Regions from separate parts of the Homo sapiens genome. Here regions 1, 2, 4, 5 and 6 are each linked to region 3. Evidence: read pairs that join two places in POLR2A ChIA-PET (ENCODE). Cell type or tissue: CD4-positive, alpha-beta T cell. All regions are shown on one strand. Region 1 has its middle 19 kb from the start of LNCARGI. Region 2 overlaps UBAC2 (UBA domain containing 2). Region 3 holds the start of GPR183 (G protein-coupled receptor 183). Region 4 overlaps UBAC2 (UBA domain containing 2). Region 5 overlaps UBAC2 (UBA domain containing 2). Region 6 overlaps UBAC2 (UBA domain containing 2).

Region 1 (4,000 bases), 110 kb after region 3:
AGGCCCCAACCCGTGCCTCAGAGTTACCCCCAGCTGTTGATCCTTCTCAGCGGAGACTTCCAAGGTCAGGGAGCAGAGAAAAATCATTCCCACTGTGCCCTCTTCAATATCCTGACCCACAGAATCCACAAACATGATAAAACTATGTTTCCAGTTGCCGTTTTGGGGTAATTTGTTACACAGCCACAGTAACTAGAACAGTATGTTGGACTTCAACAAAAAGCTTACTGACAAAGACATGTTTTACACAGCCATGGTAACTAGAAGAGCACAGAGCACCACCATTTATTTATCCGTTCTACTGTTGCTGCGTGGTGCAGTTGCTGCCAGTTGGGATAATTACACACAGTCCTGCTCTTTATGTACTTTATGTGTTTGGTGAAACTTGTCTACATGTTGCTGAGCATACAGCTGGGAGTGGAACTGCTGGGTCACAGGCTCTGCATGTTTCTACTTTTAGTAGGTCCTGGCAAACAGTTGGTCAAAGTAGCTGTTCTTAATCGTTCCAGCAGTGTGGGGGCACTCCCGTGGCTCCTCTTCCTCACCACCACTTGGTGTTGTCAGTCTTTTTCAGGTTAGCTGTTTTGGTGGGTTGTGGTTTTAACAGCAGTTCCCTGATCACTACTGATGCTGGTCACCTTTTCACATGTTTATTGGCCATGTGGTAATCTTTCTGTATGCCTGTACAAATTGTATGCCCCTTTTTCTATTGGGTTGTTTGTTGAAAACGTGTACATATTTTCCTATTTCAAATGCACTTTTCCCAGTCTGCTAAGTAACCTAGCCTTGCCTTCTTTTTACCCACCTCCATTTCTCTCAGCTGCATTCTGATCATCCTTTAAGCCTTAATTTCCAAACTGTGACAAAAAGAAGAGTGGGAGTGGGTCTATGCAGTGCTCTGTGCACAGCAGGTTGGGGTCACGTGATGGTCTACGTGGTGCACACATAGGCACCAAAGTGTACAGAGGGTGTACAGCTCGCCCAAGGACCACTGTAGCTCATGCAGCCAGCACTGAGATCCAGGTTCTGAATGGCTTACTTCTGCAGTCAGATGCTGACTTGAAGGGCACCAGGTCCATGATCCCCTAAACCTCCCTCGATTCAGGACATAGCTGTCCCCTCCTGAACAATTTGAGGCTGGCTGGTGGGGATCCTGCTGTAGATTGTGCCTCATGTCAACCCAGGTATAGACATCTCTGTCTCATCTCTGCAAATAGAGAAGGAGCTTCTATTCAAATGGAAAGGAAGGGAAGCAAGGCTGAAAGGCAGAGAGAGGAGCACCAGAAAGCCCTTTGAACCTCAGGATGGGTGGATGGATGGATGCATAGATGGATGAATAGATAGAGACAGAGATGCTAGATTAGATAGGCAGGTGGACAGATATGACAGATTACTTAGATATAGAGATGATAGGGATGCTAGAGATGCCAGGTGGCTGATAGATAGATGGATATAGAGATAATAGATGAATAGAGGGACAGAGGATGGATGGATAGATAGAGAGATAGATTGGATAGATAGATGATAAGTAGATAGATGATAGAGAGATATAGAGATGATAGATTACATAATGGATAGATGAATAGAGGGATAGAGGATGAATGAATCCATAGATTAGATAGATAGATAGATAGATAATGTCAGATGGATATAGAGGTGATAGATTAGATAATGGATAGACGAATAGAGAGATAGATGGGTGGGTGGATAGATAAAGATAGGTGAAGATAGAGATGATATATCGACAGAGGTAGAGCTAGTCATGCACTCTGAAAATTGAATTTATACATATTTTTAACTTTATCAAGAATTCCCCAAGTGCTGTGCCAGCTACTGGTTGCATTTGGAAGATGCAAAAGCATGGTCTCCTACTGCCTGCGGTAGAGTGTTAGGACCTGTTTGAGAAGAGAAGACGTGCAGGGGAAACATCGCTAAAGCAAAGCTGCGGCTAGAGCTGTTGAGGTTTTGCTTTCTTCTGAGTTTGGCCCTGATAAAATGGCAACACAGTAAGAAATATGTAAAAACCCACGCAATGATCCTTTTGCTACTTTGTTTTATATTGTTCTTTCTTTTACAGATTACACTCAAGCAAGAGTTTTTTTTCTAGCATTCTAACCCCTTAACTAAGTAAACAGACATGTCCTGGAGTTGGTGAGAGAAGCCACCTCTGCCCTGTCCCACCTTCAGTTCATGAGCTGCTCCCAGGGAAGGAGAGTGCAGAGAACAAACCGAAGGAATGGCAAGATCTCGGAGCACTTGGCCTAGCTCAAGAGTCAAGGACAGCCCCCAGGTGGCTCCTGCCTGCCCTGGGAAAGCAGCCAGGGGAAGCGATTTCCCAGGACCAAAGCAGCCCAGCTTACAGGGGAGGGGCCGGTGAGGGACGCTGGGCACAGGCCTGCCATCTCCTCTGTCTGGGCCAGCCCCAAACCCCAAACTGCACTGCCTACACACACACACACACACACACACACACACACACACACCATTCTTTTTGACCAAACTTTAGTAAGGCTTCCCTAAGCCTTCTTCTTTGGGCTTTCCCAACTTTGGGCGTCCATACGGAACCACCCAGCCTTGATCTCTGGTCACCTCTCTTATCTGGTCAAATTCCTCACCCCCGCCCTCGACATCAGATCACCCTGGCTTTCAGCAGGAATCGGCTTAGGTCATCTTAACAAGAACCCTCATGTTTCCTTTCAGTAATTTCCCATCCCCCAACTCTGCTCCTTGGGGATGAGCCCCATTTTCCTCGTCCTTTTGGGAATGGAGCCCCGCTCTGTCCTGAGGACTTTTCTCCAATTGCAAGAGTTCCTGAGCAAGATCTGCGTCCACCGCTCCAACTGCTGTCGGCTCCAGTTTTCTTTAATAACACCCACACCCACTCACACACGTGCACACACCCATTTACACACATACGTGCACATGCACACCCACTCACCCTACATACCCAAACACATGCACACTCACACACCCACTCTACACACATGCACAACCACACACACATGCACACACCCTACACACCCACTCACACACATGCATACACCCTACATACCCACTCACATGCACACACCCTACACACCCACTCACATGCACACATTCACCCTACACACCCACTCACACAATGCACTCACACACCCATTCACACGTGTGAAAACACACCCACAGATGTGCACACACACCCACTCACACATGCACACACTTCCCCACCCATACACATATGCACACATTCACACATGTGCACACATACCCATTCACACACTTGTACTCACCATGCAGACATGTGCACACACCTACTCACACTCCACTCACATGCTTGCACACCCACTCATATACTCACACGTGTATACTAACACACACCTGCACTTGCATACATAACATTTCCACTCGCTTACACTCACACACATGCTCATGCACACACACATCCACTCATTCACACATACCCACTCACACGTGCACACACACTACACACACCCATCCTCACAGGTGTGTGCACACACTATATATTCGCACACTCACACAGACACACACACTCCATACACACCCCACATATGCACACATGACACACACTTATTCACAAACATGCACACATATATACACACTATACACACACCCACTCACACCCATGCACATGCACTCCACCCACACACACCCATTCACACACACACTCATTCACTCACATACATGCACACTCACACCCACTTTACACACCAACACACATTCAAACGTGCACACACTTGCACACCCACTCACGCATATTCACTCACACACACTGACGCTTCTCACACACTTGCTCACACACTCAAACTCACTCTGTGGAGAAGTGACCCGGGAGCCCCAGGGGTGGGGCAGGCCAACCAGCCCGCACTGAAGTGACCGCTCTTTGGAAGAGCACACAGACTCCAAGGCCCTCTCGTGAGTTTCACCAGCTCCCAACCACGAGAGAAGGTTCCTCTTCCTCCTCCCCTTCTTTCCTGAACAACTTGCTGGCCGAGCAAGGTGG
Region 2 (4,000 bases), 80 kb after region 3:
CCCGGGGACCGAGCATCTCTGGTGCTGATGTTCTTGTGGGAAGAGGGAGGTTCCACCGCACCCCTGCCCTCAACCGCAAGACTGTTGCCGTTTTAGTGTGGAGATAAGTTTGCCATTACATTAGCATGTATTTTCTATCTATATTTTTTATTGGGCATTTTCCCTAGGTTGGAGAGTCAGCACTCGTTTTGAATGTGTTTAAAATGCATTAAAATGGAAGATTTCTGCAGGCAGTTGAATGGCACTCCAGATGGGGAATTGCTGTAACCCTCTTACTGTAACATGTCATCTCCTGCGTCGTGATGGGGAGAGGGTAATGTTACTTCACAAAGGACATGTCAGATCCTTCTTCATGGACTTTTTTAGTTACTGTTTTTTCTCTCAAACTTGTTTTCGAATCTCCTGGGAGTGAGGGAGAAACAGGGAGCTGAATCCTCCCCCAAGCTGTTCCAGGCCAGAGGACTCTGCAGTACCTTCTCCTACATCTAGTAACAAAGAATGGTGATAACCATGCACTGGTTCAAGGTTCTGGAGTTCTCCATGAAACTTGGGTTAATTTTGCTCAGAGTATCCAGAGTTAGCCACTAGGCTGCGGGTGAAATGGGATGGAGAAGAACAACAGCAGGCTTCCTGGAGCCACATGGGCTGACTAGGGCACTCTGTGGCTGGCCTGGCATGGGCTCAGCCCAGGAAGAGGAGAAACGATCCCTTGCCTGCCCCTCCCTGTGGCAGGGCTAACTGCCTGGCCCTCCTGGCTCGCAGCCAGCCAGCCCCCTGGCAGCAGGTTCTCCTCAGGGCTTGGGTCTTCAACCTGTGGCGACAGGAGGCAGGGCAGACTGTGGAGGACAGGATGCAGGTCAGGGAGAGGGAAGGCAGGGGTGGACCGCCATGAGCATGAAAAGACCCGAAGCAAGTTGACTCTTGCAATGTGCAACTGTTATGTTCTGCAAAATGAGCAACGATGTATCAAATTGATGCAAATTTAGATGTTGATACTTACAATAAAGTTTTTAATGTGTTTTACTCTTCAGTATTTTTCTATCAGACTTGTACAAATAAAGCCTTGTTCCAGGCTATACATATTTACCAGTCAACCAAATCCTCCGCACTGCTCGTCTTTCTTCAGACGACTGGGTGCTCATTTGAAGTGAGTGAAGTGCTTTTGTTCCTGTAAGTAGCACTGCCCACAGTGGCATTACCTGTGCAAACCTGGAAGCTCGGCCTCACTGAGGCTGCCTGGGGCCACTAGCTGCTCAGAGGGGGGTCGAGGTGACTTTCTTGGAGCCCAGCTGGTCCCACGCACAAGCCCCTCCTTGAATCTGAATTGCGCCATCTCGGGTTGCAAGGAACAGTTGATGGTGGTGGAGATGTCCCTGACTTCATTCCCTAACTAGGCCACAGTCAACACCTCCTGAGTGCTGAGCAAAGCCGTGTGTGTCTGACCTCTGAGGCAAACCAAAATCCACTCTCTGTGTTCCCCGTGCAAAGGAGCACAGGCAGAGAACACCCAAAAATACACCCCCTCCTCCATGCTACCCCTTTAAACAGCACCTAGCCAAGTAAAACCAAACCAGAGGCAAAGGTATCCCTTGGAGACGGGGGCAGCAAATAGCCCCTTTGCAAGTAGCTAATTAGAGGCCTTGATTCACACTTGCCAGCTGTTCTTGAGTGTTTGCTAATCAGGATTCCCTTTGGAATGAGATTGTATTTTGGAGACCTTTGTCCTGCCCACAGGAACCTCAGTGACCCTCTATGTTGGTTGTTTAGAGAGTAGAGGATTGAGGACCTAAATAGTGGCAGAGCTGGGAGACAACTACAGGCTTGGTTTGTTCTCTTTAGTTCTTTCAGCCTCTTTCCCAGTTCCTTACAGCTGCCAAGTCCTCGCCTTTGCAGTGGTGGCCCGTGGTTCTCCATCCTTGTCATGCAACTACCAGGCCACTCTCCCTCCATCACCACCCTCTGGACACACACACACACACACACACACACACACAACACGCCTGCCTTTTCACGCTTGACCATGTTTTCTGTCTTACTGGGGTTCGCGTTGCTCACCCACTCTTGCTTCCTGCAAATATTGACACAAAAACATCTACACAGACATTCCCCGCAGAAGTTTGAATACCTGAGAGCTTCCACACCTCTTGTCAAGACACTGGGACTCTTTTTTCAGGCCGATGGCACCCCCAAGGAAGACCTGCGGAGCCATCCCAGCCAGAGGAGGGCGCCAGTGAGCCACTTGACTGGGCTTCCTGAGGTCTAGAAAAGGTTTAGCCTTTTGATTTTGTGCACGTGGTAACAGATGGGGCTTAATTTTTGGGTGAGCAGATTCTAGATTGTGAATTGAGAAGGTAAGATTTTCCATAGTGACCCCCTGCTCCTGACATTAAGGAAAGCCTGCCTGTGAAGTTCTGATTTGTAAAGCTAGGGTGAGTTTGGGTTAGAAAGGTGGAGATGTTAGGGAAATTGAGTACAAAATTGTGAACACATTCCAGTGTCATTTAGAATATTCTGTGAGTCCCTGAGTTTACGTTCCTACAATTGTTCTTAAGTTGAAATGGAAGTGTCTAAAACCATAGACTTAAGAATTTTATCTTAACCTGAGAGCTTACCTGATACTTAATTTGTGAGAATCAGGAGTATTTTCTTCGCTTCCAAGTTCCCCTAACCAATAGTGTTTTTGTAAAGGGGTGGACCAAGAACGCCAAAATGGGCTTTACAGCTCAGACTAAAATTCCAGCTCTGAGACTGAAATCTTACACATGATAAAAATTGCCAGAAGCATGTGAATTTATAACCTGCCAATACAGCCCTGTCTGATGGAGAAACAACCCCACTAGCTACATTGTAACAATGCCACGGATAGACTTGGGGTTCAGGTAGAAGGGCTGGACAATGCCATGAATAGACTTGGGGTTCAGGTAGAAGGGCTGGGGGAAGTGATCACTGGATGTTGGAAATCAATCTGAACAGAGGCGGGGACTAGAGAGTCAAATCACAAGTCTTGCTCTTGGGATGATGGAGTAAATTGATGACCAGGAATTAGGAGAGAGGAGGGCTGGGGATGGAACCCTGAGGAACTCGGCATCTGGAGTGGAGGAAGAGGTGGAGAGGTGGCAGGAGTATCAGGAGAGGGCAGCCCAGGCTGGGATGTGGGAGTGTCAAGGATTGGGGGGCGGCACTACTGCTGGGAAGGGCCTGGGCGAGGGCAGAGTGGTGGCGGCTTCCAGAGGAAATGTAAAGACTAGTGAGAAAGCGGAGGTGGGGCACAGGCTCAACCAGGGCACTTGGCAGTGGGGAAGGGGAGAGCCAGGGACAGGGACCGTGAGATCCAGGCCCAGAATGGGGTGCACTCAGGAGCCACGAAGCGGGGCACCGCAGAAACCGGAAGCATCCTTCATTCAGTCCCCTGGAACTAGAGGAAGGAGAAAATGAAGGTCGAAGTGAGGACCGAAGGCGAGGAAGCTCCTGTCCTGGAGTCTCTAGCTCCCTAAGAGGAGGGCCTGGGGGCTAACAGAGAGCAGATGGACGTCTTCAAATGAGAGAAACACGAAGGATCTACATTGGCTAGAAACAATAGCTTTGGCCTCTTTTTTATTTTATTTTACTTTATTTTATTTTTGTTTTGAGACACAGTTTCACTCTTGCCCAGGTTGGAGTGCAGTAGTGCCATCTTGGCTCACTACAACCTCTGCCTCCCAGGTTCAAGCAATTCTCCTTCCTTAGCCTCCCAAGTAGCTGGGATTACAAGCGCACACCACTACACCCAGCTAATTTTTGTATTTTTAGTAGAAACGAGGTTTCACCATGTTGGCCAGGCTGGTCTTGAACTCCTGACCTCAGGTGACCCGCCCCTCGGCCTCCCAAAGTGCTGGGGTTACAGGTGTGAGCCACCGTGCCCGGCCCTCTTTTGTTCATTAACTGCAGTGTTGTGGTCTGCTGAACCCCCTGCCTAATGGGAATTTCAAATATCCTAGAAATTTACACAGTGCCAAGAAAC
Region 3 (4,000 bases):
TTCTTTGTGGTTTTATGTCCAAAAAGTGCAGTGAACCCGCAGAGAGAAAACATGCTAAAATATAAGAAGTGTGCAGTCCTACCAGTAAGCACAGTTAGATGTGTGATCATCCATAGACTCAGGGCCATTTATTTATTTATTTATTTATCTATCGAGACAGAGTCTCGCATGGTCGCCCAGGCTAGAGTGCAGTGGCGCAATCTCGGCTCACTGCAACCTCCGCCTCCCAGGTTCAAGGGATTCTCCTGCCTCACCCTCTTGAGTAGCTGGGATTATAGGTGAGTGCCACCGTGCCTGGCTAACTTTTATATTTTTAGTAGAGATGGGGTTTCACCATGTTGGCCAGGCTGGTCTCGAACTCCTGATCTCAGGTGATCCGCCTGCCTCGGCCTCCCAAAGTGCTGGGATTACAGGAGTGAGCCACCACACCCAGCCTGATTCAGGGTCTTTATGTAAAATATCCATAACATATCTGTTGGATTCACCCTCTGGTACGTCAGTGGCCAGAGAGATGGGAGAAGAATGATGGGAGACAGTTTTTTAGCACTTATAATGAGAGGCAATGTTGTAAGGACTTGGCAGTAGTAATACTCCCCATTTTACAGGTAAAGCAGCTGAAGCCAGATATTAGGTAACTTGTGTGTGGGGGGGCCACACAGCTTGTAAATTTCATTTGATCCTGATTTCAGAGCCCTTGCTCTTATTACACTATATTGTACTCAGAGTGACACCAAAAAAACAAAATACCACGCCCCCCTCCCCCAACACACACACAAACACACATATATAAAACCCTCACTGCCCTTTAAAGGAAGTCTCTTCACAGCTTCTATTTTGCCAAGTTTCTGTTACCACCATTCCCAACCTGGACATAAATGTTGCCAAAGCACTGCATAGAATTCATTGTGATTTTTTCCCCTCAGGCACATAGAAAAGATACGTTTAGTCTAAGTAAACACAAGTATAAACCACACAACAGACTTTTTTTTCACTTATCTAATTAGTAGTATTTAGCATTTAAAAAGCAAAGATTGGTACTCTTTGCTGGCGGGAGGGTAAATTGGTAAAATGTTTTTGTAGACCAAAAAGTACCGTTTTATATCTAAAGCTTTAGAAAATATACCCTTTGCCCTAGGAATTCTACCCCTGAGATTCTATCCTGAGAAATAATCTTATATTTCTAATAATTCCTATAGCATAGGAATATTCTATATTAAAATAACTTTGTTCCTTTTCCTTCATACTAAGTTATCCTGAAATATTGGCATTATTTGCATAGTTTTGCTTGATACTGTCTTTTGTCATTGTGAGTTTATACAGTAGTACATGAAGTGAGCCCTATTTTTTGACAAAGATATTTCTGGTGGACCCATCGCTTTCAGTCAACTTTATAAGAACTAACTAGACCTACCAGTCAGCAGAGAGAGTAAACTTACATTATTAATATAATTTTTGTTAGAAGTGATGGTAGCTTGTTCTTAAATAGATTGTTTTCCTTTTTACCTTTTACCTTAAAACTTAGGCTTTTAAAGTTTTTCTTTAAAAAGTTTGTTGAAAAAGCAAAAGATCTTGTACTTACATATCAGTGACTCGTTCGGGTCTCTGTGTAGTAGCTGTGAGTAGTTGTCCAAACTGAAGTAAGTTTTAACTGTGGCATGTTGTTTTAAGAGAGGCTGTGCAGACCTCCTTTTATGGTGGTGACTTTTTTTTTCTCTGTCACCCTGTGACTGAGCATGTAATGAGCAGTTAGCCTCGTGTACGTGTGTGCACTTTGTGTTTTTTTTTGTTTTAAATGGGAAGTGAAATTTTTTATAGTGATTAAAAAAAACTATCCAAAAGCCCCTTGGAATTTATGAATTGTTGATATCTGTGGAACTTTATAAATTTTTCTGTAAAGGTTTAAGTATCAAAAAATTCTTTGAAAGAGACTGAAGCAATAAACCTTAACCAAAAAAAAGACCAAGTTACTGATGATTTTATATTGATTTTGCATGTAAAAGTATGGGTTTTTAAATGTTTTAAGGAAAATAGTGTCAACTTTGACAGTGCTTTTTACCTGGAAACTTGGTATCAGGGAGTAGTTTACACATTCCACCTTATCCACAGCTTATGAGAAAGAAACAGGTTTCTGTGGCGTGGGGGTGAGTGACAGTCCAGGATGTGGAGTGGACTGGATTAGTCGCCGTTTTCAGTCGAGAGGCTGCCTGAGTCAGAGGCTGTGTGAGTACTTGAATAACAGGGAAACAGTTGAAGGGAGGCCCATTATAGATAAAATCCAGCCTCTTCAGCACAGGGTGAAAGAGACTCATGCCATTCACCTCATAGTTGTAGTTGACTCAGTTTAAACCAACTAACGTGTCTGTCAGAATGCAGTTTATTTGTAGGCTAAATTACCAGATATGTAGCACTCAGATCAGGAGAGGTGATGTTTACACTTAGTCAGGACTGATCTGGCCATTCCCAGCCACTTCTGGGTGCTGCTTTTTACGAAGACATAGATAACACCTGTGGCAGTGAGGGGCCTGGATAGCAGGTCTTAGGAGAACTGATTAAATAAGCTGGGGATGTGTATGCTTTGTAGGCATAGGGTCATTATCCTTATGCTTGTGGAAACTCTCATAGAAAAGTGTTTACATTGCTTGTGTCAGTCTTCCTAACTCCAGAGACTAGCGGGAGGGTCAGTAAGAAGTTACTGGACATAGCTTTTGGATCAAAAGATGAGAGTCATTCCCAAAAGTTGTGATTATTTTGAAAAATGGAATATGCTGTTTCTTATTTAGATGCTTGAGTAAACTTGATGATTTTGAGGGATGATGTAAACAGAATTGAATCATTTGGTAGGAATTTGTAACTCTGTGATCTCAGAAGCCTTTCTGCTCCAGGATTCTGTAAAAATAGTCGAGTAGCTTTTGCCTCCCACAGATGTCATTAGGTTCTTCTAACGTCTAAAGTGCTGTGAGTATGGAGGAACATTGTCAGACACAAGAAAGAGCATCAAGCAAGTCAGCTGAATTCTTTGGGCCGCCACCTCACTGTGTATAAAATAAAGGTATTGAACTAAATGATCTCCAAGGTAATTCCTAGTACAAAAATTCTATGAGGGGGTAATACAGAGATTTTATGACTTGGTGGATAAACATGACATCATATTCTAGAACTAGTTCATTTAAAACTTAGGCTGCAGAGTACTTGAAGAAGACACTGTTGATAAATTTTTCAGTTTGTTGAAAGACCATTCTGGTGGGGTTTTGCCTGTTAATTTTGAAATAGTTATATTAAGTAAAACATTTTTATATAGTGAAGGACTCAGCTAGTTCAAGTAATTCCTCTGACAAACTGGATCTGTCCTCCCAACCTTCTTTTTTTTTTTTGAGACAGAGTCTCGCTCTCACCAGGCTGGAGTGCAGGGGTGTGCTGTCGGCTCACTGCAACCTCCACCTCCCGGCTTCAAGCAATTCTCCTGCCTCAGCCTCCCGAGTAGCTGGGACTACAGGCATATGCCACCATGCCCAGCTAATTTTTGTATTTTTAGTAGAGACAAGGTTTCACCATGTTGGCCAGGATGGTCTCAATCTCTTGACCTCATGATCTGCCTGCATTGGCCTCCCAAAGTGCTGGGATTACAGGTGTGAGCCACCGTGCCCAGCCCCTTTTTTTTGATATCAGAGTAGTCAGGCAGATGAAGAAGAGGTGATGGGGTCATTATCCTGTAAGAGGCCGCTGAAGCTGTATATTAGATCATTTCATGAGCTCACAAACCTTGTTTTTATTGCTGTTGAAAGTTACCAGGGTTTCTTGAGTTGTGATTGTACTGTAAAAGTAGAGTTGGCCTTTACAGTTTTTTTGTTTGTTTGTTTGGAGACAGGGTCTCACTCTGTTGCCCAGGCTGGAGTGCAGTGGCACGATCTTGGCTCACTGCAACCTCTGCCTCCTGGGCTCAAGTGATCCTCCCACCTCAGCTTCCTAAGTAGCTGGGGCTACAGGCACATGCCACCACGCC
Region 4 (4,000 bases), 68 kb after region 3:
ACAGGCTCGCCAAGGGTCTGATGTGTGGCATGTGGTTATACTCTAGACACCAAGGAACCATGCGGGATCTTACACAAGAAACACCATCATTGGGTTTCCCAAGAGGATGGACTGGACACAGAGGAGGGGGCAGGTTATAATCTTATAATTTTCTCTATCCAGGCCCAGGAAACATGGTGCAACTGCCCAGACAAGAGATGTTACCATTTGGTGCATTAATATTAATAATACATTTATAATGCATGTCAAACGACAGAATTACAGCAAATTTAGTGACAGATCTATTTGGCTTTTATTTGCAACTTATGAATTAGTGCAGCCTCCATTCTACAAAACAGAATGTGAGCTCCCGCCAGGCAGTACTGGAACAGTGCATTTTGTAAGAAGGAAACAGAGCAATAGAAAAATAACTGATAGGTTAACATTGAGTTACTTCAGGTTGCTTTTTTTTTAAGGGTTAAAGCAGAGGGGAGTTCCTTATTATGCTGACTTGTGTAGTCTGGGATCTCCTATTTTTAGAAAAAGCAGGTCTTCTTGTTTTGGGATCTGTCTGCTTCCTTAAAGTTTCAATTTGATTGTGTGGCATTTAGCATGAGTGACTCCATTTAGTTTGGTCTTCTGGTTTGTTGGAGCCCAAAACAATGGCGTCCCATAATTTTGGTCAATTCACATGACACGTCGTGTGGATTCTGTTTATGTCTCTGAGATATCCATTAGCCCAAGTAGAGAGAATGGCTTTAAACCCACAAGGTGCTTTCACTCTTAGCTGATAAATAGCAAAATGTATTTAGTATTAGAGAATCTAAATCTTAATGAGGCTGTCTCCTCTCTTCTCATCTCAGGAATCCTTACCACTGTCTCCAGAAAACCCACCGAAACTCCTAAAATGCTCACCTTCTGAAAGCAGGGCTCTAATATTTATTGGTTTTGAGACACATCTCGTGCTTCTGCTCTGAGTAGCCAAGCATGGCAGCACATTGGGTATTGGGTTAGCCTCCCATGGCGTCTGGTCTCCCTGTGGACAGCGAGCTTCCTGAGGGCTGGGGCCATGTCTGCCTTGTTTGCTACCCTATGAAAAGCCTGATACACACAGGTGCCCCAGCATCGGTCGGAGAAGGGTTGAACACGAAGGTGTGGCCAGTAAACTTCCCTTTCAGAACTCTTGTTTTCACATAAAAAATGTGCTAGAGAGTGGTATTATGCCAGGTTTTTCCATTGCTTGCTCTAGTAGATTGGAAATACGTTTTCTAACAAGATCCCAAAGTTAGATGTGTTACAATGAAATACTAGATGGTACTCAAATAGTAACCAACTTTTGTGGGGTGTCTCATTCTGCTGGGTGCTCTGAGAGATGTACACAAAGGAGCTCAGCCAGCCTTAACTAAAGACCTGCTCCATACAAGACCCTGACGAGGCTCTAGACACAGTTGGTCTCAGAGCAGCCCAGAACGCTGGCAGGGTCTGTAATAACCAGAAACCTGAGTTCAACCAAGAGATGTGAAAGGAGGGGGGATCTGCAGTTCTCCCAAGGAAGAGAGTGGTCAGACAGGGAGAGGGGGGTGGGGGCTGCACTGCCTTGCAAGGGTCTCGGCCATGCGTCAGCATGGGGGTGGGCAGCTGGTGCCAACAGGTAACCGGTGCCAGTTGCTATGACAGCAGTGGGCGAGGCAGGCCCAGCACATCTGGGCTCCCCCAACAGGGTGTGCATGCTACCCTGCACCCAGTGTGAGCTCAGGATCGGGTGGGGGCCGTCTTCAGGTGGGCATCGCTTTCTGCAAGCGTCAGAATATGGGAAGTAAAAACCCAAAAAAAACATTTGTTTTTGACGCACTTAGCTAAAAGGGAAGTTAAAGAAAACCACACTCTAGTTTGAATAAACCAAAAGGAGTCTTTCACTGAGGGGAGTTGCTAGAAATCTCATTGGAATGAATGTCCCATTTTACTTATGTCAAAGAGGAGTTGAATTGCAAGTAAAATACCAAAGTGGGATTTCATTTATTTTCTTTTCTCTTTTCCTTTTTCCCTTTTTTTTTTTTTTTTTTTTGAGACATGGTCTTGCTCTGTATCCCAAGCTGGAGTGCAGTGGTGCTATCATGGCTCACCGCAACCTCGACCTCCTGGGTTCAAGCCATCCTCCCAACTCTGCCTCCTGAGTAACTGGGACTACAGGCACATGCCACCAAGCCCAGCTAATTTTTTTTTTTTTTTTTTTTGGTAGAGACAAGGGTTGCCCAGGCTGGCATTTTCTTAAATGAGAATTATCTTGAGGTAGTAGGCACACACATCCCAATCATAGATGTTTAAAAATAAAAAATAAGGAAAGAGAAACTGGTACAGATTTATTTCCATCTCTAGGGTGTTTTCCTCATTCAGTGGGTTCTCTGAAAAGCACATTATTAGGGAATGTATTCCATCTTGCTCTCCTTTGGAACATTGTCAGGTGACAGTGACAGTGCTCTTGTGGCAACGCCTATTTCTGTCATGCTCCCCTGCCTTGGTCAGCCAGCCATGTGGAAGTGTCACACCAGGGCTGGTGAAGGGCTGCTGACGCCTGTGGTTCAGAAGCTCGTGACGAAAGGCAACTGATGGAGTCACACCTTGCTCCACTGGGGCACCCTGGACACCTCCAAGAGGGTCTTCATCCCTGTGGGGGCTCTGGTGGGGCACCCTGGACACCTCCAGAGTGGGTCTTCATCCCCGTGAGGGCGGAGCTGGAGTTTGCCATTGCCACAGCACCAGCTGCACCTTGGTGTCCTCTGAGTAGCCTTATCTCTGCTCCTCACCTCTGGAAGTCAGGTTTCCTGTTACGGAAAGCAGGCTCTGGATGTTACATTTGGGGAATGTTAGTGTCTAGAAATAAGAAATAAGTAGATGTGGAAGACAGGAAAGCAAAGCATGCTGGAGGCGAACCCAACTAGAGCTGGCTTCTCAATGAAGTTAGAGGAAGGAATCATTTCGATTTGGGGGCTAGAAACCAAGCTGCACTCTAATCTGATATTTTGTGGTGAGGATTTTTAGGCAGAAACTTCTTGTGATGCCTGAGCAGGAGGAAGGTACTCGCTGTGCTCTGAGATGGAGAGGGAATGTTGAAAGAACACCTTTTTAGAAAATTTCTTTGAGACATTTTTAAAATTTTCCAGACCAATGAATGACTGCAAGCCCATGAAGCCAACACTGACGAAGTTGCAGTATGCAGCGCCGTGCCTCGCCTCGCCTCGCCTCACCATTGCCTCCACTCACGCCAGAACAAGTGTCTATCCTAGCACAGTCTTTTCCAGAGTCTCAGTGTCCTACCAGCATTCTCATTTTGTCCTCCACATGTTTATTGGTCACTTTTGATCTTCACATTCAGCCTTCTCTAACTGGTGCTGGGCACCGGGTGTGTCAGGCTCTGTGTTGGGGGGAAGCAAGCCAGGCCTGGTGCCAGCCCTCAAGGGAGCTCACCGTCTATGAGGGAGACCAGATCCATGCAAGGCCCTAACCCAGTACCCAACTCATGCAAGTACCTAGTGCCAGTCCTTAGAGCAGAGGAGACCTGTAAACATTCATTCCTGTACTTTAACAACTTGACATCAGGAGATTTTACATTGAAACTTTCTCTTCCTGTGGATGTTAGATCGGATCAGGTGCTCATGGTGAGTTCTGATGCTTCTCATCCCAGTAGCTGGACTACAGAGACAGGAAGCAGCCTGCAGAGAAAATGAAGTAGTCCAGGGTTTCAGTGTGAGTTAATGTGTGTTGTGGCTAAAATGTGGTGCTTTCGATAGGGAGAGAGATGGGCTGACCATCTATAATACCATTATTTATATAGTCATCAGAGTTGTGTATTTGCTAAACTTTATAAATACATAAAGTGTATTTTAGAACAACACAGTCTTTTTGTTAGAATGTTATGCTCACCATTTAAAAAGATTGTTCCTGTCTTTCTGACTTCTTTAGGGCCCACCACACACCTGGCCCCGCTGCCCTCCATAGGAGAATAGTGGTCCTGAGAGGTCAT
Region 5 (4,000 bases), 60 kb after region 3:
TATGTCTGGATGCTTCCACTTCTCTTGTAATTCTATTAATTTTTGCTTTCTGTGTTTTGATGCCATTGTGTTACATATAAATATGATATTCATGTATTCTATTGATTTTATCCCTAATACTGCCTTTTTTTGCCTTCGAGGTCTATTTATTTGGCATGAATGTAGCAACAACAGCTTTCTTTGATTAGTATTTCTCTGATTTTTTTCCATCTCTTTACATCAACTTGTGTACGTCTTTATATTTTAGATTTATCTTTTGTGGGGAGGAGGTGAGAGGTGAGAGTGGCTTCTGTTTCCCTAATTTTTTTTCACATCTGTTTTTTCTCATAATACCTTATTCTTTTCTTTAAGGTCCTCCTGTGACGTCCTAGTCTTTTTGAAGTGTGTAATCATTTTCAGATCCTCCTATATTCAGGTCCTTGGGGACCCAGTCTCTTGTGTGTTTTGTGTGCCGACTTGCTCATCATGGGTGATTTCCTTGTGGATTTTGTGGTTTTGAATTCTGAGTTTTTCCCCACTGGAGCTTTAACTATAAATCCCATGTAACCCCAAGGCAAGAGAATATCTCTCCAGAGTAATTTTACATTTGCTTTTGCTTGGCTCCTTCGATATCTCCATCCCAAAACCAATCTTTATGTAACTTTTTTGATGGGTTCTGAGACCATGAATATAACAACATATGTATAGTATAACTTGAACCCCAAATTTGCCTGTGGTTCTTAATTCTCAGGCAGGACCAAGATTCCTGCTGTCTCCGGGGGAAGACAGGCTTTTTAGTTTGATTTTTTTTTCATCCCTTTCGCTGAGGGTGCTGCCATTTGAAGATTGTATCTTTAGACAGATAATTGAGCTCAAAATTGCTGCCTCTTTCAGACCCAAGGCCGCATCTTCCGAACTCAAACAGTGATAGAACCCAAGTGGTCCTGGGTGAGCAGGGCCTCTGCTCCCCCGTCTCCCAGGCTGCTCACAGTGTGCGGCTCTGCTTCCCACGCCCACTTGTTCCTGAGGCCTTGCAACTCCACTTACTTCTTTCATATTTAGCTGTGTATAGAAATATTTATCTATTAATAGCATTTTTAGGTGTTTGTAGTAGGAAGAGTTTCAGATCTTAGTCTATAATTTTGTCAGGACTAGAAGACTTCTAGAAATAGAGATTTAAATTAATAAATTCAAAGATTGCCATATAGCTAGAAACATGGATTTTTTTAAAGCAGCATGTGATGCATTTTTCTTCCCATGGTGGCTTCTTTTTTGTTGGTGACATAGACTAAGCCAGGAACGGCATTGCTGTCAGTCTTCAGGATCCGTGGAGCCACCCTCAGAAAGATGGTTACTGATGCTCACTTCTCACCTTTTTGCTGTTTGTCAGATTTCCCTTCACACTCTCTAGCCTGTTGCTGAGGTTTTATCACAGTCTGCAGTCTTCCTCCACTGTGTGCGCTCAGGATTTACTTCAGTCATAAGAAGAAGAAAGGTAGAGCAGGGGAGCATTTTAAGGGCCGTGATGGAAACACCAGATTTCTGGCTGCCCTCAGTGATTTAGCCTCGTCTCCATGCCTTCCTTCCTATCACACCCTGCAAAGCCCTGAGCTCCTAAGAGTTAACTGGAGTTGGGACAGTCAGTGGCGTCACAGTCGGGCTGAAATTAGGAGTGTCTGTACAGTGTCTTTCACTGCCTTCCAGAGCCACAGTGCACAAAGAGCTTTTACACTGCCTATTACTTTCTTTTCTCCTGAGCACCTACTGCAGGCTGCCAATTTTGTGCTATTGACTGAAGGATGTTGTGATACTTTTGAATTTGAATTGCTTGCATAGAGCGGATCAATATGATACTTCCTTCCCAGTCTATAGATGTAACTGCATTGAGAGAAAGCTCTTCCAAGCATTATGATGATTCTGCTCCTTCTGTGTCTGATAACTGTGTGTTGATCTCTTTTTAGGGAGGAATGATCAATTGGAATCGTCTTTTTCCTCCTTTACGTCAGCGACAAAACGTAAACTATCAGGGCGGTCGGCAGTCTGAGCCAGCAGCGCCCCCTCTAGAAGTTTCTGAGGAACAGGTAATTAATCAGTAATACCTGGTACTCATTCTAAATCCATGTTTCAGAGTTGAAGCAGTTTCGATCAACAGGACTCAAAAGTAATCAAGCGTGTAAATACAAAGATGGTGACAGCAGTCCATCTGCCACCATGATAGAGACTTTGGGCTTTTTTTTGGCTATTGTGGTTCTTACGAGTTTAAGGAAGGCATTATTGGTTGGGGGGCGGCGGGTGGGAATGTATTATGGTAGCTTGTTTTAGATGCTCTTACACTTCATATATACAAGAAACTAATGAGATTGGTTCTCTGTGAAGGATCGGGGACAAGGAGGTGGGAGGATGGGGAGGGAGTGTGCCTTTGGCATGGTTTCACTTTTGTATGGTTTTGAGTCATGTTAATGTTTTACATATTCAACAAGCAAACCAAAAGGACAGGGACAAATGTAAAACTGAAAAGAAACAAACAAATGCTCTAACTGCATTTCAAATGAATAACATAATCACATTGAAGGAGGGAAAATGGATTTCAGTAACGTTTGTACCGGATATACCCTCAGTCTAATGAAGAAACAAAAAGAACTGCAAACAAATCTTAAACATTTCTTCAAGGTTTAGTTTTCATAAAGGTATGAGTATAGCAATTCTAAAATTATGCTGTGTGTATTATAGATTTGAGCAAATGAGGAACTCGGTTGATTTTATTGTGGAAGAAGGAAAATAAATATATAAAGCAGGGAAAGGCAAGGGAGAACCCTGTGGGGTTGGAAAGGAATTATCACTATCATCGTAAACTCATGAGAGAGTGTGTGTGTGTGTGTGTGTGTGTGTGTGTGTGTGTGTACACATACCCTCACTCTGACCGAGAGGGCTCAGAAGCAGTGGCCTCCTGGTAGCAGTGGGCTCACCTACTGCCCAGATCTGGTTTCTAAACACTCCTCCCCACTAAAAGGAACCAGGCCTATTTAGGAAAACGGTGGATTCCAGGCCCAGTGTAGGGAACGTACAGGATAGCCCTGGATCATCGTGTGCCAGGAAAGTAAGGAAGTGATCAGTCACTGCTGGGGCCTGTCAGAAGGACACTGGAGCCAGCTGCGGGATCCCACTGGCCACATCTAGGGCATCGGCTTGGGGATCAGAATAAATAAAGGATAGTAAGAATACATGCATTATAATAGTAGATAAATATTTATATAAATACATACACTGGAGGGAAGGAAATGCTTTTCCTAAATGGAATGTCAAGTAATAAATATACAAAGAATGATAGTATCAGAAAATCACAAATTTGCAAGCATCGTAATAAAAATCCATTCAGGGAAAAATGATCAATATATGAAGACTAGGCTATTTATATATAGATGGTCCCTGACCTATAATTGTCGAACTTTAACAATTTTTCAATTTTACAGTGGTGCAAAAGTGATACATACTCAGTAGAAGCCATACATCAAATTTTGAGTTTTGCTCTTTTCCCAGGCCAGCGATACGTGGTACGAGACTCTTTTGCGATGCTGGGCAGCGACTGTGAACCGTTCTGTTTTTCACTTGCAGCACGATACTCAATAATTACATGAGATAGTCAATACTCTAGATTTGTGAGAGATGATTTTGCCCAACTGTAGGGTAATGTTAAGTGTTCTGAGCATCTTTAAGGTAGGCTAGATTAAGCTGTGATATTCAGTAGGTTAAGTGTACTAAATGCATTTCAACTTATGATATTTTCAACGTACAGTGGATTTATTGGGACTTAACTCCATCGTAGGTTGAGGAGCGCTTGTAATCTCAAAGTATCCCTCCACAAGTTACTTACTAATTATAAAGGAAAACCGTAATTCTACAGAAGAGAAATTGGACACCACCTTAACCAGGTTATCAAAATTAACATCACCAATTATGGAACAAAGAATTATTATGTTCATATCCTGAAAAGGACCTATCAGTTATGTCCTTGTAACATATG
Region 6 (4,000 bases), 54 kb after region 3:
AGGGCCTGAAGCCACTGGGCCAGCTGTAAACAGTTTTGGCTTTTCCTGTGGACCATGCAAATCTGTCTTTTTCTGTGTGTGCCATGAGGTGGAAAACATTTGAAAGCCTTGGTCCATAGCACACTGAGTAAGTCCTTGTGTGGGCCCTGCCTCGCCTCCCGTGTGCCCAAGCACAGCACCCCTAAAGAGTCACATCGCCCTTCGCTGCCTACCCCATGGTCTCCCCCAGAACCTTCCCTGCATGGTGGCCTGCAGGGGGCCACCGATTGTAGACTGGAGGTGCCCCTGCTGTGTGCTTCACACTTCAAAACCTGGCATGCTGATAAAGGCTTTCTGAGCACCAAAGACTGAGAAGAAAGGGTGCATTTGTTTCCAATGGCCAACAGTCTTAAAATAAGATGAAGATGCTTTTGGAAGTCATTTTGGCTTTTCTAAAACATCGCATTCATAATGCCCCCTCTGTAATTGTTCTCCATTTTACTCTTTTATGGGGCACCAACTTGTACGAGCAGTCAGCTCAGGCTGCAGTGAGCTGAGAGTGGTACTGGCCACCTGGGAAATATGTTCAGGTCTTCCATCCATCACAGCCCTCCAGGATCCTGTAGTCTAGTTGGGAAGACGAGAAACAATACTGTATAAAGTATAAGGCCAAGTAGTAAGGATCAGAATAATCATAGCTAAGCTGCAATAAGCTTATAGATGGCTTTACGTTCTATTTTAAATGTTTCACATGAATTAACTCTTTTGATTCTCATACTCTCCATGTGAGGTGGGTGCAGTTATTATTACCACTTTACAGGTGAGAAAACCAAGGGTCATGGAAATGTTTGAAAATGCATCTAAGGTGTTACAATAAGAGGCAGAGCTGGGATTTGAGCCCAGTTATTCTGGCTCTAGAGACTGTTCTTAACTCAGCTTCCTCTACCTTTTTGTCCCTCTGCCGTTATTCCTTAGCATTGCTTTGCTCCTTGAAGGCGGTATAAACCCACTTAGGCCCCTTTCTTTGAACACCTTGGGGAAAATGCCTTGCTTGCTCTCTTCTCCATCGTTGAAATCATTCTCTTTTAATATTCAGCCCCAGCCCCATCCTCTTGGAAGTCTTACCCCTGTGCTTTGGCCGCAGTGGGTTGATGTCCACTCTGAGCTTTTCTAGTCCTTTTGATTTAGGCCTCACAGCTCCCATCTTAATTATATATCATCTTGCATTGTTCTGGCTTTTCCATTTCTGGGTATCTTGCCTTCCCCCGAGGAGATGGGGCGCTCTTCGGGAGCAAGGATGAGACCGCGTGCCTGGCTCACACTCTCCTGTGGACGCTCGAGTGCCCGAGGTCAGCCACCCGTGAGCTCTTCTGGCTTCTCTAATGTAGACACTGCCTGACCATCCCATCCAGAAACCTTTCAATGCCTGTAGAACATGGATTTCTGTTCCATGGAACTTCTGCTTAATAAAATGTCAGAAACTTTTACTGCTCCTCGGTTGGGAAACCATCATGTATGTATGTATGAATATATATTTATTCATTCATACATGTATATATACACAAGAATTTTTACTTCATTTGAAATCTTCTTACAAACTAATAATAAGTATTTCATAAAACGCCTGTTCAAACTGCAAGCTGTTTCCTTCTTCACTTTTAAAATATGTGGTTATTGCTTTTGAAGAAGACAAAGTAAAGGAAACATTTCCTGTTTATAGAGGCTCATATTTAACCCTACGTAAAGAGCAGATTCATGTCAAAACATCCTAGAACCTAGAGCCGTAACTTTCTGCTTTTTAAGCACTTTTCTACTATCACAGGAGTAGAGGGATTGGGGTTTTGTTTGCTTTGCCTACTCTTTGATTCTCTCACTCTCTTGTAAGAAATGAAATGGAACTCAAAGCCCATTCCCCTTCCACTGTCCTGGAGTGGGTGTGTTGTGTGCCTTTGCATGTTTTTGTATCTTTACTACATACATACTTATCAGGGTTTCTCAACCTAAACACCATTGACATTTTGATCCAGACCATTCTTTGTTATAGCGGCTGCCCTGTACATTGTAGGATGTTTAGCAACATCCCTGACCTCTACCTACTAAATGCCGACAGCACCACCATCCTGTCCCCCCTCCCCTCCTTCACATAACAACCAAAACTGTGAGCAGACATTGCCAAATATCTCCTGGATTGGGGGTAGGAGAACAGAGTCACCATGACCATATATCCATCTAAAAAAGTTAAAATAGACCAGACGCAATGGTGCACATCTATAGTCTCAGCTACTCAGGAGGCTGAGATGGAAGATTGCTTGGGTCCGGGAGTTCAGGACTGCAGTGCGCCATGATTGTGCCTGTGAATAGCCACTGCTCTCCAGTCTGGACAATGTAGCAAGACCCTCATCCCCAAAAAAAGTTAAAATAGTATATATACTCGTGTTCTGAGTATTTTTTAATTTATGTAAATAGTATTACATTTTATTTATATTATTTACATAAACTACATACAATTTATGTAAATGGTATATGTATATGTTGTATATGCATATTCTTGTACAACTTTATTTGTTCATTAAACATTGTATATTTGAGATTTACCCATGTAAATCTAATTCATTTATTGTAGCTGCTTTTATAATGGTCTTTTATATAATAGAACCACTTATTAATTTATTTCCCTCCTTAGGAACAACTGAATTTTTTTCATTTTCTTACTTAATATTACAACCAGTGCTTCACAGAAGATCCTCATACATGACCCCTTCAGCATTCACAGCTCCCTAGAGGTGAAGTTGCCAGGTCATAGACTAGAATAGTTTCACTAGATCTTGACATGTTGCTCTCCAAAAGGGTTGTGTCAGTTTATACTCTCATCAGCAACTTATCAGAGTTCCCATTTCTTTCACATCATTCCCACACTCAGTATTGTTGGGCTGTGTATTTTTGCGAGTCTTGTGGGTATAAAATAACTTGTTTTCATTTGCCTTTCCCTAACACTAGTGAGATTGAATATCTTTTCATATGTTTCTTGACTTGGGATTTCCCCTTCTGTAAATGGAGTATTCATATACATTATCTGCTTTTCTCTTGAGTCACTTATTTTTTTCTCATTGATTTATAAGTGTTGTCTTATAAGTTCATAAGTGTCATTGATTTATTAAGTCTCATTGATTTGTAACTTTTGAATTTTGAGCATATAGCAGTTATATGTTGTAAACATTTTCTCTCAATCTGTAGTTTGTCTTATTTAATTCAGTAACAATTGAACTTTTAATACAAAAGTTCTTACAGGTAAAGTAATTTTTAACCACTTTTTTCATTGTGATTTATACTTCGTATTTCTGTTTTAGATATCCTTTCCTATCCTAATGACATGAAAATAATCTCCTATTTCTTCAAAAAAATTTTCACAGTTTGGCTTTCCACATTTAAATCTTTAATCTTAGTTTTTATTTTTGTGGGTGGTGTGAAGTAAGGGCCTAGTTTTATCTTTTCCCTATCTATAGCCAGTTGTCCCAGGACTGTATTCAGTACGGGCTCATAACCAAGTGCCCATGTTTACTGTTGATTCCTAGACTCTGTCTTCTGTTTGGATTTTTTGCCTAACTTCCACTAATACCACATGACTTTAATTACTGCAGTCTAATAGTAAGTCCTAATAACTGGTAGAGAAATCCTTTCTTATATTTCTTCAAAATAGTCATGCCTAGTTTTGAGCTTTAACTTCAAGTAGTCTAGTCCCACCAAAATATACACATGTGCATACTTTTGAATTTTGAGTATATAGCAGTTAGGGAATAGGAATAATAATAGGAATCTGACTCCACATGACAGATAACACAACATAGCAGAAACTTAACCGAGGTAGTTTATTTCTGTCTTGTATAGAAGTCCAGCAGTGGGCAGCCCAGGCCGGCGGGGCAGTGTCCTGAAGGTGTCAGCCCCCGGCTCTTTGCTGCTGCTGTATCCTCAGCACAGGGCTTCCACCTGATCCTCTAAGAAGGGCGAGCCCCTGCCTCTGAGG

Evidence for each region. Peaks named below come from ENCODE experiments on the same cell type or tissue, not always from the same donor. Only the 100,000 strongest peaks of a DNase experiment are listed, where the experiment ranks them.
Region 1: POLR2A ChIA-PET joins it to region 3 with 13 read pairs; 7 of 35 experiments call an interaction of 5 or more read pairs at or near these places.
Region 2: POLR2A ChIA-PET joins it to region 3 with 20 read pairs; 11 of 35 experiments call an interaction of 5 or more read pairs at or near these places.
Region 4: POLR2A ChIA-PET joins it to region 3 with 16 read pairs; 11 of 35 experiments call an interaction of 5 or more read pairs at or near these places.
Region 5: POLR2A ChIA-PET joins it to region 3 with 26 read pairs; 11 of 35 experiments call an interaction of 5 or more read pairs at or near these places.
Region 6: POLR2A ChIA-PET joins it to region 3 with 44 read pairs; 11 of 35 experiments call an interaction of 5 or more read pairs at or near these places.

Annotation. Positions count from the first base shown.
Region 1 is chr13:99,411,563-99,415,562 of GRCh38, forward strand. No RefSeq gene overlaps it. Among named protein-coding and RNA genes, the nearest start is that of LNCARGI, 19 kb to the right of the region's middle. In CD4-positive, alpha-beta T cell, no CTCF peak of the experiment used is centred here; a DNase peak (open chromatin) is centred at 1,929; H3K4me3 peaks cover 2,085 bases; H3K27ac peaks cover 915 bases.
Region 2 is chr13:99,385,406-99,389,405 of GRCh38, forward strand. It overlaps UBAC2 (UBA domain containing 2), which reads left to right. Exons shown (of 9, transcript NM_001144072.2): 9 at 1-1,099. Among named protein-coding and RNA genes, the nearest start is that of MIR623, 31 kb to the left of the region's middle. RefSeq lists an enhancer at 1-570. In CD4-positive, alpha-beta T cell, a CTCF peak has its summit at 2,215 (motif pointing right); a DNase peak (open chromatin) is centred at 2,226; H3K27ac peaks cover 2,681 bases.
Region 3 is chr13:99,305,761-99,309,760 of GRCh38, forward strand. All of the region lies in intron 4 of UBAC2 (UBA domain containing 2), which reads left to right. GPR183 (G protein-coupled receptor 183) reads right to left here and starts at 1,639. Exons shown (of 2, transcript NM_004951.5): 1 at 1,580-1,639. In CD4-positive, alpha-beta T cell, no CTCF peak of the experiment used is centred here; DNase peaks (open chromatin) are centred at 701, 1,691 and 2,191; H3K4me3 peaks cover 2,811 bases; H3K27ac peaks cover 3,158 bases.
Region 4 is chr13:99,373,778-99,377,777 of GRCh38, forward strand. The region is part of intron 8 of UBAC2 (UBA domain containing 2); the gene reads left to right. Among named protein-coding and RNA genes, the nearest start is that of MIR623, 20 kb to the left of the region's middle. RefSeq lists an enhancer at 2,031-2,100. In CD4-positive, alpha-beta T cell, no CTCF peak of the experiment used is centred here; DNase peaks (open chromatin) are centred at 1,744 and 2,514; H3K27ac peaks cover 2,414 bases.
Region 5 is chr13:99,365,847-99,369,846 of GRCh38, forward strand. UBAC2 (UBA domain containing 2) reads left to right here. Exons shown (of 9, transcript NM_001144072.2): 8 at 1,941-2,060. Among named protein-coding and RNA genes, the nearest start is that of MIR623, 12 kb to the left of the region's middle. RefSeq lists enhancers at 219-318, 647-736. In CD4-positive, alpha-beta T cell, no CTCF peak of the experiment used is centred here; DNase peaks (open chromatin) are centred at 395, 1,415, 2,015, 2,385 and 1 weaker place; H3K4me3 peaks cover 1,165 bases; H3K27ac peaks cover 2,969 bases.
Region 6 is chr13:99,359,625-99,363,624 of GRCh38, forward strand. The region is part of intron 7 of UBAC2 (UBA domain containing 2); the gene reads left to right. Among named protein-coding and RNA genes, the nearest start is that of MIR623, 5.5 kb to the left of the region's middle. In CD4-positive, alpha-beta T cell, no CTCF peak of the experiment used is centred here; a DNase peak (open chromatin) is centred at 1,747; H3K4me3 peaks cover 1,032 bases; H3K27ac peaks cover 4,000 bases.